4 separate regions of the Homo sapiens genome follow, and all the other regions are linked to region 2. Evidence: chromatin contacts called from ENCODE Hi-C or POLR2A ChIA-PET data. All regions are on one chromosome and are shown on one strand. Each heading gives the region's core, a stretch centred on a gene start or an enhancer-like site at or near the end of the contact. The rest is flanking DNA. Distances are from core to core; before and after follow the strand shown. Region 1 holds the start of BCDIN3D-AS1 (BCDIN3D antisense RNA 1). Region 2 holds the start of TUBA1C (tubulin alpha 1c). Region 3 holds the start of RACGAP1 (Rac GTPase activating protein 1). Region 4 overlaps NCKAP5L (NCK associated protein 5 like).

Region 1 (3,399 bases), core at 623-3,122, 560 kb after region 2:
GGGGAAACTGAGCCCCAGAGAGCAAACTGTCTTGGCCAAGGTCATACAGCAAGCTAGGAAAAGTAGGGACCAGAGCTTCTGACTCTGTCTTTATTGATACCCGCTTGCTCCCCAAACACTTAGGTCTTCACCGGCCTATCATGAAGATCCTTCTTCCCTGCCAACCACAGCACCTGCCCCTCCAGGTCCTCACTCTCTTCGTGAGGGCCAGAGCTGGAGAAAGATGCTGGAGGGACAAAGCCACCTCATGCACAGACCATAGACTTTGAAAACAAGCTTGAACATGGGAATATCTCCCCGGAAAGGAATACACACGGTTTCTTTGGGATAGGAAACCCACTAATCCCAGGTTGTTTTTAGGAAGATGGGGGGACCAATTTGAGAAGTGAATTTTCCTATCACACAAGGAGTCTCAGAGAGCCAGATGGCGTAATGTCTGCAAGGGAGGGTCTGCAACAAGGCAAATGGGCTATGTTCATTTTCCCCGAAAGTACTGACCACAAAACGGTAAGGCATTGACACTCTTTCTACTGCTCCCCAGGCCACCCCTGCCCGGGCCACTTCCTCTGGCTGACCATTGTGCTTAAGAAGGAGGACCCATGACAGACGCGGAGAAGTGGGAGGGAGGGATTGCCTCTACAGCCAGAGAACTCCTTAGCCCAAGACCCCCAGCTCCTCAGCAAGGCAGGCCTTTAAGAAGTAGCAGCTGGACAGACTAAGTGGACTCAGCTGATCCAGCCCTGGGATGCCTGGAAAACCAGGCCTGTGGGAGGTGAGGGCCCTCTGTGCCCTTGGGGCCGTGCCAGGACTGGAGATAACGCGGGACCTTGGGCCCAGGACAGGGAGAGGGGAGCTAGGATCCGGGCAGCCGCTTTCTTAGTTGGGCTAAGCCAGGGAAGCGTCGGGCACAGATGAATTCTCTGCATTCTTCTGGCACCGCAGCCAGCACCCAGAGGGCCTTTTCTGCAGACGCTGCCCTGTCCCTGCTCCCTGCCCAACCAACCCTTCTCCCTCCCTTAGCTTCTCTTCAGCGTGCAGCCCACCAGGTCCTTCCTCCTTCCCGCAGCCCCTCAAAGCCTTTGAAGGGGCTGTTCTCTAGGAGACCCGGTCTTTCCGCCTCTCCCCGCCTTCCCCAGGCCCTACCGCCCCAGGCCACGGGGAATGGGAAGGAGTGCGAAAGGGAGCCCCAGGCTCGTCTCCGCGCCTGCGCTTTGGGGAGAGAGCCCCTCCCCCCGCAATAACCCGGCACCGCTAAGCGGCACCCGGACGGTGGGATGCGGGTTGGGTGGGGTGAGCAGCTGGGGCAAGGTCAGTGCTTTCAAAGAGGGAGGGGAGCCCGGCCCCCGGAACATCCCCCACTCCCGAAAGTTTCCCTTCCGGGGCCACGGAGTGTGCGCGAGGATGGCGCGGGGGGCGGGAGGGGGTGGGGTGGGGGTGCACAGAGTCGCAGCCGGACCCCCGAGGAGGGTGCGGCTGGAGGGAGGGACGGAGGGGCGGGCAGCAGGGTTTGGGCAGGAAGCCGCGACGCCCTCTCCGACTCTGTACTGCCACGAGAGCCTTACCCTCCACACCCCACTCCCCCCGGCCCGGAGCTACAGATCGCCCCCCCGCACTCGCCGCCCTTTCAATCCCAAGTAGACCCAGAACTCACCGAAATCAGGTGTTGAGCTGGGCCAGGGCAGGCCGGATCCGCCAGGTCCATGGCCGCGGCTTGGGGGCGGGGGGCAGAGAAAGGGGGGTGCCGGAGCCGCCTCCTGATGTCAAGGCTTTAAAGGGGCCGGGGAGCCCCGCCCCTGGCCCTGACCCCGCCTCCCTCCTCCCTAGCAGCCAATCCACGTTCAGCCTGGATGCGCGCCCCTCCCAGCCCCCTCCAGATGTTCCCAGGACGCGAGCTAAGTCTGCCCGGCCGGCGCGCGCCGCTTCCGCTTTGGTGGGAAGGACCTCCCTTCCCCCTTATAGAAACACTTTCTCCAGGCCGGGCCGGGCTTGGTAAACCTCAGCCGTGCCTGGGTAGAGGACGCCGGGCTGGGCCGAGCGGGGGTGGAATGAGGGCGTCTAGAACAGAGAAAACTAAGTAGGTGCGCGCGGGCCCACAGGCATGCGCGTTTGCTTCTGTGGGGCTGGGCGTGCACGTGTATGTGTGGTTGTGAGCGTCGGTGTTTGTAATTTGCTTTTCTGCATACGTGTTGGGTGTAAATCCATGGGGGAAAGGCTTGAGTGCCTCTTTGGCCTTAAATGCTCCCGCCTCTCTCTTCCTTCTCCAGGATGGGGTCGTCCCCCCAGTAATCTGGAAAACAGTTACAGCAACAGGCTCCTCTCATCAGACGGCAGTGCTGGTCGTTTCCTCACTGGTTTGCGGGGAAGGCTGGGCAGAAAAAGGATGCAACCTTGTTCTCAACCACTTGCTATCTCGGTGAGGATGAGGAAAAGCAAACAGCCCATCCAGGCCCCTGCAGAGCCTCAGAGCTTCAATATCATTCCCATTAGTCCTTAATTAAACACCTATTTGCCCTTGCCTAAATACCGTATAACCCTCACAGCCTGCATTGTAGTGACTGCCCCAGAAATGTAGGTTCTCACCTGGGTTCTGCAGGGAAATACGAAGGAATCCCTAGGTACAGTCTCCGCCTACTTCATTAAAATTTCTTTTGTTGCGAGTATACAAAGGATGCAGCTTAGAGTATCATATTAGTCCAATAAAGGAACATAAAAAGTAAGGCAAGTTAGGGTGCTCAGATTGGCTAGGATTAAGAGTTCTTTTCTGAAGGAGGTTTATTTAAATACGGAATTTGAAGGGCAGAGAGAGCTTGAGTAGGGTCCAGGCAGGGTAAAGGCCACAAGGAGATTCAGATAGGAAAGAGCAAATTATCTGCGTGGGACCGTGAGCAGATCACCGTGGTACGTTGGGAAGTGGGAGAAATTAATGGAGGAGGTTTCTTATGGAGGAGAGCAGAATAAGGATATGGATGTGACAAGACATAAGATAAAGAAGTCATTTTGGGTTCTTGAGCATAGAGGTAGTTTGATGAAAAGAGTGCCCAAGGACAGCTATTACTGGAACCTAAAAGATGTCTTGATGGGTACCCCCACCAGCTTTCTCATTTTTTTGCTTAAAAAATATTTTATTCTTTTCTTTTCTCTGAGATGGAGTCTCACTCTGTCCCAGGTTGGACGGAGTGCAGTGGCACAATCTCTGCTCACTGCAACCTCCACCTCCTGATTTCAGGTGATTCTCCTGCCTCAGCCTCCCAAGTAGCTGGTATTATAAGAGTGCACCACCACACCTGGCTAATTTTTGTATTTTTAGTAGAGACGGAGGCTTCACCATGTTGGCCAGGCTGGTCTCGAACTCCTGACCTCAGGTGATTTGCCCACCTCGGCCTCCCAAAGTGCTAGGAT
Region 2 (3,316 bases), core at 667-3,166:
GTGCACCACCATGCTCGACTAATTTTCACATTTTTTGGTAGACATGGGGTTTCACCGTGTTAGCCAGGCTGGTCTCAAACTTTTGACCTCAAGTGATCCGCCCGCCTCCCAAAGTGCCAGAATTACAGACTTGAGCCACTGCGCCAGGCCTGTTGGTTGTTTTTCTTCCCTATCCCACTCCCACTTCCCTATCTTCCCTATTCCCTCTCCATGAGGCAGAGCCATCAGTTTTGCTCACAAACATATTCCCTAAGCATCTCGGATACTGTGCTAAATATATCTGGGGAATGAATGAAAAAGTTGAAAAGCTCTACTAAGACTAAAATCTCTACACATATGTTCCACAAGGGCCATTTTGTATGTGTGAGTTGAAGTATATCTTGAACTCCTGACCTCAAGTGACCTGCCTGCCTCGGCCTCCCAAAGTGCTGGACTTACAGGCATGAGCCACCGTGCCCGGCCAGAAAATTCACTTTTGTTCCCTCAATATTTCCATAAACTCTGTATCTCCCAGAGATGGTCAAGGAATTCATGAGCTAAGATAACATGATAGAGTTGCAGAGAAACAAAAACAACAGAAATAAAAGGCGCTTCTGAGAAACCTTGGCAGAGATGGTCAGAGAGGCACATTTAGTATGACGCAGTACAAGTTAGTGTTGAAGGGTTTAATTCCTCGGAGCTCTACTTTCCTCATCTGTAAACTAGGGATAATAATTCATAGAGTTTGTCATATGGATGAAATGTGATCATGTGATATGAAAAGCCAACTACTCGGCCAGGCGCGGTGGCTCACGCCTGTATTCCCAGCACTTTGGGAGGCCGAGGCGGGCGGATCACGAGGTCAAGAGATCGAGACCATCCTAGCTAACACTGTGAAACCCCGTCTCTACTAAAAATACAAAAATTTAGCCAGGTGTGGTGGCACGCGCCTGTAGTCTCGGCTACTCAGGAGGCTGAGGCAGGAGAATCGCTTGAACCCGGGAGGCAGAGGTTGCAGTGAGCTGAGATCGCGCCACTGCACTCCAGCCTGGGTGACAGAACGAGACTCCGTCTCAAAAAAAAAAAAAAAGCCAACTACTCTGCATAGTTAGCAATCAAAAAATGTAAGCTATTCATTATCCTAATGAACTGAAAAAACTGCTTTTGCGCCTATCGGGAGGAGACTGTTAGAAGCCAAAGGCTCATTTAAAGAGGACGTAAGGAAAAGCAACCAAAAAGGTGGGAATAGAGTTTAAGGCGCGTTCGTGGTGATTCAGACCTAGAGTGGGGAGCAAGCCCTCTCTCTGGACAGCCCTCAGCGGCGAGGGGAGCGGGCGCCCGCGGGCCCAGCCGGGGTGCCCGGCAGCCAGGACTCCGAGGCGGAACCCGCAGCCTGGTCCCGGCGTCGGCGCCTCCCCGGCGGCGTAGGGAGCGCAGCCGCGGGGACCGGGGGCGAGGCCGGGGCGGTGCAGTAAGGGCTTCCCTCCTGGGCGCGGTCGCCCTCTTACCTGGAGCTTCCCCTCGCTGGGGTTTTGCCCACCTGACGCCCCCGCACCCACCGGGGACGGGGCAGACGTCCGGCCTGCTCCCTCCTCCCAGTGGACACCTCTGTCCCTGTCCCGGCCCATTCTCCAGCCCCAGAGCCCTTCCTGCCCTTCCTCCCCTTCCTCCCCTTCCTCCCCTTCCTCCCCTTCCTCCCCTTCCTCCCCTTCCTCCCCTTCCTCCTCTTCCTGCTCCTGGCTCCTTCCGACGAGTTTGGTTTGAACTTTTGAATCCGCCAATCAGCGCCGCGCGCCCCCACTCCGCGGGTGCGGCCGGGCGCAGGCCAGGGCTCGAAGGTGGGGCCGCAGCGGCACGGGGCGGGGTCTGGGGCCCGCCCTCCCGACACGTGGCCGGGGACCGGGTATATAAGGCCCTTCGGGGCCGGCCACCCTTTCACTACTTCTCCCCCGGACTCCTTGGTAGTCTGTTAGTGGGAGATCCTTGTTGCCGTCCCTTCGCCTCCTTCACCGCCGCAGACCCCTTCAAGTTCTAGTCATGGTGAGTGGGGTTCCCTCGGGGCTGGGGAAGAGTGCGCGTCCCAGGGGACGGCGGGCCCGGAAACTACTGCCTGCACCTCGGGCCGCGCCCAGGACAGCTCCAGACTACCCCGGGCCCCTCCGGTTAACCTGGCTTGTGGCGGCCGGGCTGGAAGGTCGAGTTCACTTGGCAGACACCAGTTCGGGCCGGAAAACCTGGCCCGGGTGCGGCCATCAGTGGAAATGGAAAGCCCTCTTGATCCTAGTGAGGGCTTTCCCCGCAGGGCCCGCTACTGCCCTAGGGAGGAAGGTCAGGGAGCCTGCTCATTGGCCTCCAAGAACTTAAACTAAAAATCCCTCCCCACGTTTTCTCAAGCGACCTCTCCTTCCTACTGCCTTACAAACTGGGCCCCGGAGGCCCTCGTGCGCTCCCGCACCGACGGTGCAGCACTTCCTGGCTCCCCCTCTCCAGCGCCCAGTGACTCGCTGCTGAGTCACCTGTGGCCCTGCCCTGGGGAGAGCTTCCAACTGCGCCAGTCCACTTGAGAATGGAGGCAGGCACCTCCTTGGAAGGGAATAATTAACTTTCACGTTGCCTAATCCTGCATTTCTGGTGTTAATCTAGTGGTAGGTTTATAGCTGAAGCTTTCTACTTAAGCCGGGTTTAAAAACACGTCCACAAAAGGATATTTTCTTATAAAACCAGAGTTGGCCCGGCGCAGTGGCTCACGCCTGTAATCCCAGCACTTGTTCGAGACAAACCTGGCGAACATGGTGAAACCCCGTCTCTACTTTAAAAAAAAAAAAAAACAAAAAAAAACGCTGGGCGTGGTGGCGCGCGCCGGTAATCCCAGCTACTCGGGAGGCTGAGGCAGGAAAATCGCTTGAACCCAGGAGGCGTAGGTTTCCCTGAGCCGAGATCGCGCTACTGCACTCCAGTCTGGACGACAGAGCGAAACTGTCTCAAAAAAACGCAAACCCGGCCCGGCGCGGTGGCTCACGCCTGTAATCCCAGCACTTTGGGAGGCTGAGGCTGGTGGATCACGAGATCAGGAAATCGAGACCATCCTGGCTAACACGGTGAAACCCCGTCTCTACTAAAAAAAAAAAAAAAAAAATTAGCTGGGCGTGGTGGCAGGCGCTTGTAGTCTCAGCTACTCGGGAGGCTGAGGCAGGAGAATGGCGTGAACCCGGGAGGCGGAGCTTGCAGTGAGCCGAGATCGCGCCACTGCACTCCAGCCTGGGCGACAGAGCAAGACTCCGTCCAAAAACAAAAAAAAACCCGCAAACCCCAGAGTAAACTAGTACCACGTGTTCTT
Region 3 (3,420 bases), core at 621-3,120, 760 kb after region 2:
TCCGGAGGCTGAGGCAGAAGAATCATTTGAACCCGGGAGGCAGAGTTTGCAGTGAGCCAAGATCGCACCACTGCACTTCAGCCTGGACCACAGAGCAAGACTCCTTCTCAAAAAAGAAAAAGAAAAAGAAAAAAAAAGTAAACTAGTACAACCTTTATGGAAAACAGTATGGAGACTTCTCAAAGAACTAAAAATGGAACTACCATTCAATCCAGCAATCCCACTAATGGGTATAAGGGTAAGAAATCAGTATATCGGCCGGGCGTGGTGGCTCATGCCTGTAATCCCAGCACTTTGGGAGGCCGAGGTGGGCAGATCAGGAGGTCAGTAGATCAAGACCATCCTGGCTAAAACGGTGAAACCCCGTCTCTACTAAAAATACAAAAAATTAGCCGGGCGTGGTGACGGGCCCCTATAGTCCCAGCTACTCGGGAGGCTGAGGCAGGAGAATGGCGTGAATCCGGGAGGCGGAGCTTGCAGTGAGCCGAGATCGCGCCACTGCACTCCAGCCTGGGCGACACAGCGAGACTCCGTCTCAAAAAAAAAAAAGAAATCAGTATATCAAAAAGACCCCTGCATTGATATATTTATCACAGCAGAATTTACAGTAGCAAAGATACGGTATCAACCTAAGTGTTCATCAACGAAGGATTGGATAAAGAAAATGTAATATATAGACAGACATACACCACAGAATACTACTCAGCCATAAAAAAGAATGAAATCACGTCTTTTGCAGCAACATGGATAGAACTGGAGGCCATTATCCTCAGTGAAATAACTCAGAATGTCAAATACCGCATGTTCTCACTTATAAGTGAAAGCTAATCAATGGGTACACAGACATACAGAGTGGAATAATACACACTGGAGAATACAAAAGATGGGAAGGTGGAGGGGGCTGAGGGTTGAAAAACTACGTATTGGGTACAATGTTCACTATTTGAGTGATGGGGACACTAAGAGACCAGACCTCACCACGACGCGATATATGCATGTAAGAAATCTGCACTTGTACCCCCTAAATATACAAAAATTTTTTTAAGTCCCCTCCAAAAGATAAATACTTATTGAATGATTAAGCTACAGGAAAGGCGCCTTCTCTAAACACCTACAATAACTCGGAAAGCTTATTTACCCGACACATTAGAAAGATAATGCTTTCTTAAAAAAAAAAAGGGCTTATCTACCCACCTACCCCCACTTTCCGACACACACCTCTCGGCCTACGGATGAAATCCTGTGAAGAGAAATGTACGTGAAAGTGTACAAGTAAGGCCTCGTTGTTACTGAGGGTAAGAATCAGGATGAGAAGGACAAGATGTCATTGCCTTGCCTTGCCTCCCTAGACATACGAGACCCACGAAGTAGAGGGGCTCCACTGCAGGCCGCCCGGGCCTCTCAAACACCAGGGCTCTTCCCTTCGAAAACGATGGGGTGTCACTCCAACCACTCTTAAACTCGTATCTGACTGAGAGACTCTTGTTTAGGATGACTCCTGCCCTGGTCCAGCCACCACCTCAAAAAGACGCCCCCGGCTTTCCACAAAACCCGGCGCCAAGACAGAAGCCCCCGACCCTCCCAGGCCGCGTCCATTCGACCTGCCACGACCCCCACCCCAGAAAAGCCCGAGTGGAGAGGCTGTGGCTGCCAGCCTGTCCCGCTGTCCCGCTGTCCCGGACCCCCGCGGCGGCCACGGCTCACCACACGAACACTCTGCTTCCTATCACAATCCAGCGGCAGACGCACCTGGTCTGGCACCCCCACTACTCACTTCAGTCAGCCTGGCCCCACCTGGGCCACCCTTCACTTCGCTCCGCGCCTCACCCAACGGCAGAGCAGCGCCGCGCCCACAGCTCCGGTTTGAAAACCTTCACCAACCAATCACAGAGAAATTTATTCCTCCCGCGCCGTCCCTCTACGGTGTGACGTACGCGTCAGGGCCACGCGGAGGTGACGGGAACGGGAATGAGCATGCGCATTCTGACAAAGCGAAGCCAAAGGTGGCCATTTTGACTAATGTCAACGGTTTTTCGGTTTTTTTTGTTTTTTTTTGCGGTGCCCTTTCCGGAAGTCATTCAGGATGCCATATTGACTAAGGGCAAGTGGTACTTCCTGAATGCGAATTATTCTTGGTCTCACTGTCTGCGGGACTAGGGCCCTTGGAAACGATTAACTGAACAATGTCAGCTCTCACAGTAGAATCAGAAGAATACCAGGAGTTAGAACAGCAGTTAGTTTCAAGCACATTCACTGAGCTATATTATCCCTTCCATTGATGTATCCATTCAGACTTTTATTTGACACACATTGAATGAGCCCACATCATCACAAGCACTCCACTGGGAATCGGAAAAATAAAGATGGTATGGTCTCTACTGTCCAGTAGCTACGAATGGAGGCGATAGCTCTAGAAAACAAAAATAAATACAAAATGAAAATAAAATACTATAATTCCATTTAATAAACGTTATTTAGAACTTGGCATTGTGCTAGCACAGGAGCTTTCATGCTTTTTAAAAACTCTGGACCCACAGTGAGAAATACATTTTACGTTGCAACCGGGTAATGAAAACTCTGCTCATCCTTACTACATGCAAAGTACCCAGAACTCACTACTCAACAACGCATGGCTACCCGCAATTTGGAAAAATACTGGCTGGAGCATACAAGAAGCGCTGTGGTTTAAAGGAAAGATCACTTACTGTCACATTGGTCCTTAATTTAAAAAAAAAAAAAGAAAAGAAAGATCACAGATTTGGGGGAGGGAGATTAGGGAGATGTTGGTCAAGAGATATAAAATTTCAGTTAGAGGAAAATTTAGATCTATTGTACAACACAGTGACTGTAGTTAATAACAAAGTATAATGCATTTGAAAATTGCTAAGAGTAGATCTTAAATGCTCTCACCACACACCTCAATAAAGTATGTGAGGTAATGGATATATTAATTCGCTTGATTTAGTCATTCCACAGTGTATACATACATCAAAACATCACCATAAATATATAAAATTGTATTTTATCCAAAAATCACATCACAAATTTTGTAACCCGAAAATTTGACTCCACTTTTATTTTAGAGACAGGGTCTTACTCTGTCACGCAGGCTGGAGTGCAGTGGCACAATTATAGCTCACTGCAAATATGAACTCCTACACTCAAGGGATCCTCCCTCATACCTAGGACTACAGGCACATGATCAAGGTAATTCTTTTGCTTGTTTGTTTATCTTTTGTAGAGAAGGGTCTCACTATGTTGTCCAGGCTAGTCTTGAACTCCTGGCCTTAGGTGATCCTCCCACCTGAGCCTCCCAAAGCACTGGGATTACAGACAGTAGCACTCCACCTGGCCTTGAACAATAGCAGGCGTTCGGCTGACCCACCCATATTATCACTTTTTAATACTTCTGTACTTCAC
Region 4 (3,024 bases), core at 400-2,899, 540 kb after region 2:
GGCTCATGCCTGTAATCCCAGCACTTTGGGAGGCAGAGGCGGGTGGGTCACCTGATGTCAGGAGTTCGAGACCAGCCTGACCAACATGGAGAAATCCTGTCTCTACTAAAAATAGAAAATTAGCTGGACATGGTGGCGCATGCCTATAATCCCAGCTACTCGGGAGGCTGAGGCAGAAGAATCGCTTGAGCCCGGGAGGCAGAGGTTGCGGTGAGCCGAGATCGCGCCATTGCACTCCAGCCTGGGCAACAAGAGTGAAACTCCATCTCAAAAAAATCTTCCATCCATCCATTAAGGCCCAGTTCCACTGTCATTTCCATCCTTCTCTGATGGCCTCCCCACACTGTCCCCTGGGTTCTTTGACGGCACTGTCACACTCTGCCTTGTGGCATGGCGTCTCTACCTCCCTGAGCTCCCAACAGTCCCAGGGTCCTGGGCTCCTGTTGGCCTGCAGAGGCCTCAGCCCTTAGACAGGGCCTTGTGATGCAGTCCAATTCCATACGTGTTGTCAAAGGCACTGCTCACAGTAAGAGCTTAATTGGCATTTGTGCAAAGGGGCTTTCACCCTAGCAAAGCACAAGCTGGGAATCACATCATAAACAGCTGCCACTGACTGACTATCTACTGTGGGCCAAGCGCGACACATCATCTCATTGAATCTTCACGTCAACTGCAATATGGGTATTTTTATCCTTATCTGTAAAGAAAAAACTATAGTCTGTAAACCTTAGTAATTTGCCCCAGGTCACACAGCTAAGAAGTAGCTAAGTTAGGGATCCAACCCAAGTTTATCCGAGGCCAAGCTTCGTGCTCTTTCCATTATGTCATGTTACCTCTGGGGAAGATAAATCTATTGGCCCAAACCCCATGAGGTTCCAGAATTCATTTAGGTAAAAAGTAAATGATTTAAGGACACTCGACCCCTCTGTTATCAGCAGTCATTGAGAAGAGTGTGCTGGGGTGGGCTGAGCTGCTGTGGTTGGGCCTCCGGGGATTCCAGGGTGAACCCTGCCACAGGGACAGATCTAGGGCAAGGAGAACTGCAGAGTCACTGCTGTGGACTCTGACCCAGCTCTGTGCCAACCTGGCGAGACGGGGGCTCCAGAGTGGCCATGGTGACAAGGGGCCGCCTCTGCAAGGGCCAAGCTACCAGTGAGCAGAGGGGCTGCCTGCTCAGGGGCTGGGGGCCAAGAGCTGCCCAGTTTGCCTCAGACAGACACAAACACGCACACCCCCCTCCCCCATACACACACACAGAAAAGTGCTTCTCTTCTTGTCAAAGTGAGGGGAAGGGGCTGGCTAACCTCAGAAACAACCTGCTGCTCACCTCAGGCATCTGGAGCTGCTCCTGATCCTCCCACCCCCATGTCTTACCCCATCCTTGGGGGTTCCTCACAGAGTAACCTCAAGTGACACCTTAACTCAGCCCAGGAGTCACTCCCAATAGCCTCCTGCTTCTCCTGGGGAAGGGAGGTGTCAGGGCTCCCAGCAGAGACTGTCTGTGAACAGTTATCAGAACCGAAATGTCTTTCCTGACCTCTCTGTGACACCATACCCTAGGCTGCCTAACACCCAGCCCTACCCCTGTGCCCGGCCAAGAAGAGGCTGTGTCAGTGGCCAAATAAGCCTCTTGGAAGCTTGAAATAATTGCATCTGCAGACTCCACCCATCTCCCCACCCAAGGCAGGAGCAAGTGCAAAGCTCTGTCAACAAGAAGGGACACCCTCCCGCTGGTGGGGAGCACTGGGAGGAGGGAACGGCCAAACCCAGGGGACTTGGGTAGTTTCCATACCCCCAGAATGGAAGGTGGACAGCTGATGGCCTGCTTCCCTAGGGGCACGTGAGAAGACAGTGATGGGGCCGATGGAGCCGAGGAGGCAGGAGGCAGTGCGATGGGAGTGAAAGGAGCGCAGATGCCTACCTGAGGGAGCGAGCCTGTCGTGAGCTGGAGTTTCTGCTGAAACAGGGCACTCAGCATCTGGTTCTGCCGTTCCAGGTCAAACACTCTCTTCTTCAGCTTGATGCACTCCTCTCGCAGGTCCTGCCGCCCACCCCGGGAAGTGCAGGAAGAAGAGGTGAGGATGGTGGGAGAGTGTCACAGTGCTCTTCATCAGAGCAGCGGCATCTGTCTGGAGGCCCCAGGACCCTTCTGGGCACACACTTCCGCTGCAACCTCCTTCTATGAGGAATCTAAGCCTGCCGATGTTGGTAGCTATAGCATCTTCTAGGGATGGTAAATTCTCTAAAGTTTATCACCCCTGGTGGGAGGTAAATCCTATTCTCTTTGTTATCTTTCTCATCCCTAGAATCGACCCCCCGCCTCTTTTTTTCTTTTTTTTTTGAGACGGAGTCTCACTTTGTCGCCAGGCTGGAGTGCAGTGGTGCAATCTCGGCTCACTACAACCTCCACAACCTGGGTTCAAGCGATTCTCCTGCCTCAGCCTTCCTAGTAGCTGGGACTACAGGAGTGCACCACCATGCCCAGCTAATTTTTTTATTTTTAGTAGAGACGGGGTTTCACCATGTTGGCCAGGATAGTCTTGATCTCTTGACCTCGTGATCTGCCCACCTCGGCCTCCCAAAGTGCTGGGATTGCAGGCGTGAGCCACCGCGCCTGGCCCTCTGCCTCTTAGAAACCACACATCAAAAAAGGGCCTATATAAGACAGAGCAAGGCCTTGGAGTTAAAGTGGCCCCAATGTCAAGAAGTTATCCACCATAGGTGAGTAAATATTCAGATGCCATTTAGGCTCACAACATCAACACTGCTTTAAGGGCTATCACAACCTGGAAAAGCCAGCTGGGGACAGGGTAAGGGAAGAAGTCATGCTCAAATCAGTGACCACTGCTCAGAGACCTGGCCTTACCTAGTCCCACCTCTGTCTCTAGGTAGAACAGAATGGACCCGCCCAAGGCGGAAAGACGGGGAATCACTGGAGGGCAACAGCCCATGTCCTCCAAGCCCTTAGTCTCCAGGAAGGGTCTCATCTGCTGTGCCCAGGGCTTCTCCCCAGGGTGTCTGGGT

The links. A loop is a pair of places that touch in the nucleus more often than their neighbours do. ChIA-PET counts read pairs that join two places held with the same protein, here RNA polymerase II (POLR2A). Pooled maps may share reads with other maps.
Region 1: a map of naive thymus-derived CD4-positive, alpha-beta T cell shows a loop between it and region 2 (3-fold over the local background). The contact joins the promoter of BCDIN3D-AS1 here to the promoter of TUBA1C in region 2. A Hi-C loop is called at or near these places in 1 of 168 maps with a recorded cell type or tissue (naive thymus-derived CD4-positive, alpha-beta T cell) and 8 of 50 pooled maps. POLR2A ChIA-PET finds 5 or more read pairs at or near these places in 6 of 52 experiments (B cell, GM10248, GM12878 and 3 more).
Region 3: a loop to region 2 is called in a pooled map, with 10 times the contacts of the local background. The contact joins the promoter of RACGAP1 here to the promoter of TUBA1C in region 2. A Hi-C loop is called at or near these places in 6 of 50 pooled maps. POLR2A ChIA-PET finds 5 or more read pairs at or near these places in 4 of 52 experiments (CD4-positive, alpha-beta T cell, GM10248, activated CD8-positive, alpha-beta memory T cell and 1 more).
Region 4: a map of HepG2 shows a loop between it and region 2 (17-fold over the local background). The contact joins the enhancer-like site here to the promoter of TUBA1C in region 2. A Hi-C loop is called at or near these places in 1 of 168 maps with a recorded cell type or tissue (HepG2) and 1 of 50 pooled maps. POLR2A ChIA-PET finds 5 or more read pairs at or near these places in 3 of 52 experiments (GM12878, WTC11 and activated CD8-positive, alpha-beta T cell).

What each region holds. Positions count from the first base shown.
Region 1 is chr12:49,826,671-49,830,069 of GRCh38, forward strand. It overlaps BCDIN3D-AS1 (BCDIN3D antisense RNA 1), which reads left to right and starts at 1,873. Exons shown (of 3, transcript NR_027501.1): 1 at 1,873-2,074; 2 at 2,265-2,413. It overlaps NCKAP5L (NCK associated protein 5 like), which reads right to left and starts at 1,743. Exons shown (of 13, transcript NM_001037806.4): 1 at 1,652-1,743. RefSeq lists enhancers at 1-8, 1,152-1,201, 1,617-2,195, 2,196-2,774 and a silencer at 1,462-1,871.
Region 2 is chr12:49,263,166-49,266,481 of GRCh38, forward strand. It overlaps TUBA1C (tubulin alpha 1c), which reads left to right and starts at 1,917. Exons shown (of 4, transcript NM_032704.5): 1 at 1,917-2,019. The coding sequence starts at 2,017. RefSeq lists silencers at 1,239-1,678, 1,719-1,978, 2,333-2,546 and an enhancer at 2,109-2,268.
Region 3 is chr12:50,023,624-50,027,043 of GRCh38, forward strand. RACGAP1 (Rac GTPase activating protein 1) reads right to left here and starts at 1,871. Exons shown (of 17, transcript NM_001319999.2): 1 at 1,775-1,871. RefSeq lists an enhancer at 1,734-1,823.
Region 4 is chr12:49,799,927-49,802,950 of GRCh38, forward strand. It overlaps NCKAP5L (NCK associated protein 5 like), which reads right to left. Exons shown (of 13, transcript NM_001037806.4): 6 at 1,922-2,041. Among named protein-coding and RNA genes, the nearest start is that of NCKAP5L, 27 kb to the right of the region's middle. RefSeq lists an enhancer at 1,431-1,931. Within about 2 kb of position 1,650, at least 4 of the 41 ENCODE cell types and tissues checked have a DNase peak (open chromatin) inside an H3K27ac peak, as active enhancers do.